2 separate regions of the Homo sapiens genome follow, and region 1 is linked to region 2. Evidence: read pairs that join two places in POLR2A ChIA-PET (ENCODE). Cell type or tissue: A673. All regions are shown on one strand. Each heading gives the region's core, and the rest is flanking DNA. Links, peaks and the distances in the headings are about the cores only. Region 1 overlaps LOC105370139 (a long non-coding RNA gene). Region 2 overlaps MTUS2 (microtubule associated scaffold protein 2).

The links. ChIA-PET counts read pairs that join two places held together with the same protein. Peaks named below come from ENCODE experiments on the same cell type or tissue, not always from the same donor. Only the 100,000 strongest peaks of a DNase experiment are listed, where the experiment ranks them.
Region 1: POLR2A ChIA-PET joins it to region 2 with 12 read pairs; 3 of 35 experiments call an interaction of 5 or more read pairs at or near these places.

What each region holds. Positions count from the first base shown.
Region 1 is chr13:29,695,541-29,698,461 of GRCh38, reverse strand. LOC105370139 (a long non-coding RNA gene) reads right to left here. Exons shown (of 3, transcript XR_941804.3): 2 at 1,236-1,348; 3 at 536-920. Among named protein-coding and RNA genes, the nearest start is that of SLC7A1, 100 kb to the right of the region's middle. In A673, for the core only: no CTCF peak of the experiment used is centred there; no DNase peak of the experiment used is centred there.
Region 2 is chr13:29,493,389-29,496,309 of GRCh38, reverse strand. The region is part of intron 12 of MTUS2 (microtubule associated scaffold protein 2); the gene reads right to left. Among named protein-coding and RNA genes, the nearest start is that of MTUS2-AS1, 7.1 kb to the right of the region's middle. In A673, for the core only: no CTCF peak of the experiment used is centred there; no DNase peak of the experiment used is centred there; H3K27me3 peaks cover 208 bases.

The DNA.
Region 1 (2,921 bases), core at 231-2,730, 200 kb before region 2:
AATTGTACACTTAAAAAGGGTTAAAATGGTAAATGTCATGTAAATTTTACCACAAAAAATAATAGTAAATACCAGCAAGGGTACTTCATTCCTTATTTTATAGGAGAGGAAAACAAGGCACAGATACCAAGGAACTTGCTCAAAGCCGTAGAGCTAGGGAGGGGCAGAATTAGAACATGCCTACACAAAACGAGCTTCCAACCTGTGCTCCCAGCAGTTTCCTGTATTGTCCCTTTCAAAGGTATTTTTTGTGGTAATATTTATAACAGCACAAATTCACACAATTTAAATGTCCAACGATTTGGCTGAATTGTGGACTATCCATTTAGTATATTATAGAACCATTAAACTTACATTTCTGAAGAATTTTCTAATAACATGGATAAATTATCTACAATTTATTTACACACTAAGTGGGGAAAATGTCAGTATATAAAAGTGAAATAAATTATGATCCCAGTTTTATTTTTTTAAATTATACAAAGACATAGTTTAAGTACGGTTAAGCATTAAAAGAAGGGATTATATTCAAGTTATAATGAGTTTATTTTGGAATTGTAAAATTTGAAGTTTTGTTTTTTCGAATACTTTTCTGAGTGTTTCTGTATTCATTATCTAATTGCTGTGTAACAAATTATCCCCAAATTTAGTAACTTATATAAATAATAAGCACTTCTTTTCTGTCACAGTTTCTGCGGGCCAGGACTTTGGAAACAGGTGGACTGATAGCTCTAGCTTGAGATTTCTCATGAGGATCAGTCAGACGTGTCAGGGCTGTGGTCACTTGAAGGCTCAACTGGGGCTGGAAGATCTGCTTCCAGGGAGTCTCATTCACGTGGCTGGCAGGGTGGGTCCCCTCCACAGTTGTCTTGGAGTGTCTTCACAACACAGCAGCTGACTTGCCCCAGAGCAAATCCTACCTGCAAAACCAAGGAGGACGCTTCAATGCCTTCTATGACCTGGCCTCAGCTATCACACATTGTCACTTCCACAGTATTCTATGAGAACCACAGACTAATCCTAATTCATGCGAGGGGACTGTACATGGGAGTGAGTTCCAGGAGGTGTTCGTCATCTTGGAGGCTGCTTCTGCAGTGTCAAATTTTGTAAACAAATGTGCGACAATGTAGAATCAGGATTATGCCTCTGGGTATTCCTCCTCACAACCCATAATCTTAGTCTAATGATGAGAAAACATCAAGCAAACCCAAATTGAGAGATATTCTACAACATACCTGGCCAGCACTCAAAACTTCCAGGGTGCCGATAAACAAGGAAAGACTGAGAAGGTTGGAGGAGACTAAGGAGACGTGATGATTTAATGTAATGTGGGATTCTGGATGAGATCCTGGAACAGAAAAAGGACACTAGTAGAAATACTGGTGAAATACAAATAATGCCTGAAGTTTCATTGATGATACTGTACCAATGTTAATTTCTTGTTTTTGACAAATGTACCATGGTAATGAAAGGGTTTAACATTAGTGGAAACTGCATGGGAGGTATATGAGAACTGTGTGTACTCTATTTGCAACTTTTCCATAAAATTAAAACTATTCCAAAATGAAAAGTTTATTTAAAAAAGAAATATATTTATTTAAAAAAGAAATATATTAATAATATATTTATTTAAAAAGAAATATATTAATAATATATTTCTTTTTAAAATAAAATTTTAAAATTAAATATTAATAAATATAAATTAAAATATTAATATACTTTTTATTTTGGAATAGTTTTAATTTTACAGAAAAGTTGCAAATAGAGTACACACAGTTCTCATATACCTCCCATGCAGTTTCCACTAATGTTAACCCCTTTCATTACTATGGTACATTTGTCAAAAACAAGAAATTAACATTGGTACAGTATAATAAAAAATAATAATAAAATAAATAATAATAAAAACATTAAAAAGAAATATAGTTTAAAGTAAAGGTAAATATTTGACTGATTGGATTTATTTTAGAAGCAAAGGGGAATCTTGCTCTTAATAAGAAAGCAGAAAATTCAAAAAGGGGTCATGCAGAGCAGAGAACCACTGCCATTGGGAAGCTCAGCTCCCAATAAGTTTAATGGTTCTATAATACACTAAATGGATGGTCCACAATTGAGCCAAATGTTTGGACATTTAAATTGTTTCCATATTTGTGCTATTATAAATATTACCACAAAAATACCTCAATGCCTTTAAATGCAAATGTGATGATATGCACTATGAATTCTCAAGAGGGAAAGCTATTTCTTATGGAATAAATTTCAATGAAAAGCTATCAAAAGGAACTTTTCTCACGTATCCTTTGTTATCTTATGTGTTTTCAGCCTGATCATCGATGGTTCTAATCAGATGTCTGAGTTTGTCCTCAATGTTTCAAAGCTTGGCTCAGCAATAAAGGGTCTTTGGCCTTCTGTCTTTCAAGGGTGCCCTTGTTCTGTCAACAAGCACTTGCCGAGCACCTCCAGTGGGGCAAGGGCAGTGCCAGGAGCTAGTCACAAAGGTGATCAATACAGGCCCCTACTCTCCAGCTCACCTTTACTTGGAGAGATAAAAGAAACTGATCTAAACCAATTTGGCTTATGAGTGTCAGGTCCTTTTTGGTGGATGATGATGGCTTTCAATGATTAGGGGAATCCCTCAGATGCCTTGGTCCAACCGCCTCACTACAAAGTAAAGCGTTAAAATGAAAGCAAATTATAGGCCCCATTCCACAACATGAATCAACTTTCATTAGCAAGCAGGTAGAGAGCTGGTCACTCAACCTGTTCTGTTATTTTGGTGACTTCAATCTCTGTTCTTTCAGGCCCTCCAACAAACACCCTGCAGGAAAGTTTCACTAAAGGCAAATGCGACTGTATCCTGACAGTAGGTCAACTAAATCAAATCAATGGCAGAAGCTTCTTGTAGGTGGAAGGCCCAGGGA
Region 2 (2,921 bases), core at 175-2,674:
CCCGTGGCCAGACTGGCGCTCCCAGCCCTCAACCTTCCCATGCCTGTCAGCTAGGCAGGCAGCTGGCTGCTCTCCACCTGCAGGCTGAAGGAATACAGGCATGTCTATGGAGACACTGCACCCCTTCCCCAGGTCCCAGGGCAGATGCACCTGCACTGACCCTGCCCCACTCAGCTCTGGCCATGACTCTCAGGACCACAGGCTGGGAAAGGACCACTGATGCCCAAGGAGACCTTCACCCTTCATGTCTCACTCATGCAGACCAGTCCAAAGCTCTTTGCACAGGACCATTTCTGTAATATCAAAACACAGAAACTAGGGTCTCCCATGAACTCTTCTAAAAAATATATAGATATAGATATAGATATATAGATACACACACACACACACACACATATAAAGAGAGAGAGAGAGAAAAAGAGAGACAAAGACAGAGACAGAGACAGGGTCTCACTCTGTCGCCCAGGCTAGAGTGCAGTGGTATGATCTTGGCTCACTGCAACCTCCACCTCCCAGACTCAAGTGATCCTCCCATCTCAGCCTTCCAAGTAGCTGGGACTACAGGCGTGCACCACCACACCCAGCTAATGTTTGTATTTTTAGTAGAGATGGGGTTTTGCCATGTTGCCCAGGCTGGTCTCGAACTCCTGACCTCAAGTGATCCACCCACCTCGGCCTCCCAGAGTGTCGGGATTACAGGCATGAGCCACCATTCCTAGCCTCCCATGAACTTTTCTGGCAAGAGAAATGGTATCATCCCACCAAATAATAGGAAGTGATATTGTGAATGCTAATAAGTGCACACAGTGACACTAACATGCGAAGTGCTGGGCTTGACTGCTTGCTTTCTTATGGTGGAGGACCCTCTCTGCAAACCTCCCTGAGTAGGTTTCTTTTCCTCTTTTTTGTTCTCTTTTCCAGTTACTTCCTTTTTTTTTTTTTTTTTTTTTTTTTGACAAAGACTCACTCTGTCACCCAGGTTGGAGTGCAGTGGCATGATCTCAGCTCACTGCAACCTAAGCCTGCCGGGTTCAAGTGATTCTCGTGCCTCAGCCTCCCAAGTAGCTGGGATTACAGGCCCCCACCACCACATCTGACTTAAGTTTTTTTTTTTTTTTTTTTTTTTTTGAGACGGAGTTTTGCTCTTGTCCAGGTTGGAGTGCAGTGGCGCGATCACGGCTCACTGCTACCTCTGCCTCCGGGGTTCAAGCGATTCTCCTGCCTCAGCCTCCCGAGTAGCTGGGATTACAGGCATGCACCACCACGTCCAGCTAATTTTGTATTTTTGGTAGAGACAGGGTTTTACCATGTTGTCCAGGCTGGTCTCAAACTCTGACCTTAGGTGATCTGCCCGCCTCAGCCTCCCAAAGTGCTGGGAATACAAACGTGAGCCAATGTGCCTGACCCACATCCGACTAATTTTTTTGTATTTTTAGTAGAGACAGGTTTCACCATGTTGGCCAGGCTGGTCTTGAAGTCCTGACCTCAGGTGATCTGCCCCCCTCGACCTCCCAAAGTGCTGGGATTACAGGCATAAGCCACCGTGCCCAGCCTACTTCCATTTTATTTTTAAGAAATAGAAGTTCCCACAGTGCCATGAAATGCAAATGCCGGTGCATTAGTGCAGTACGCCGCAGGTGGGGGCTTGCGCGCCTATGAGCTGAAATGTTCATCACAGCCTGGGCAGTGTAGCAGGTGACCTAGCACAGGTCACCTGCTACACTGACTATAAAAATGACTCTCCCTCCATGGCTCCTACACCAAACCTCCTCAGTGCTGCCAGAGAAAGCATTTCTTTTAAGCCTCTTTCCCTCCATTAAAAAAACAAAACAACAGCAAACTCGTCAGGCAATTACAACATAGGATGGATCTAAAATACCAAACTGATGTTTCTGCCTTATTCACCATCACTCAAAAGAGATCTACAGGGACAGAGTGTGCTATTGCAACTAACTTGGGCTGGCTTCTTTATGTCATGCTAAGAGGCACAAAGACCTGGCTGGAGCCAACCAACAGCATGACAATAATCACAATAAATGTAACAATGCTTGTTATTATTACAATAGTTACAACAGCTGCCACTTATTAGCAGTGATCTAAGCCAACCCAGGGCTATCCACTTTTCACACGTTATTTCCCTTAATCTGTTCACACCTTGAGAAAGATACTGTCATCATCCTTATTTTAAAGAGTAAACTAAGGTTTACAGAGGCTACATAACTCTCCAAGATGTGAAAGCTAGTAAGAGCTAGTGCAGCGGGGATTTAAACAAAAACTCAAATCTCTAACCACCAAACCTGTTTCTCCAGGTGCCTGTAGACCAAGGAGGTTGGCTTGAGCAATTCCACCCTCCTTGCACCAAATAACCTCCAGCCCAAACGGATTCTGCTGGACAGTCACAACAAACATATGCCCAGTTCAGGACCATCTGGTGTCAGTGGCAGGGCGCAGACTCCCAGACAAGACAAAACTCTCATTTCTTTGGGTTTGGGATTGGATGGGATTTTTGTGATATCGCTGTATGGCCGTCACTTTCCTGATTTGTGTTCCTTTAAGGATAGCGCAACTATTGGTGCAGGATGTGTATACGAGGAAGGCAGTCTGGGGTTCATTGGCCAACGGCAAACCACACAAGCACTGTGCAGGCATAACACATTTTAGTTTTTGAAGAGTACACTGGAGAGTGTGACCCTGGGTCTCTCCACAATCCTGGACTCTTGATGGGGCAGGCTCAGTGCCACGTATGTTGCCAGAGGAAAGTGAGCCATCGAAGAAGCAGAATTCCTGCCTACGTGTTACAGCTATGGGATTCACCTCCCACAATTTCCAGATGAGAGTGTGCCTAACATTTAAAAAATAATTTTGCTGTGATTGGAATTGCTACACTTGGAAATGGAAGCAGGGCCCCTAGCGTCCCCCTG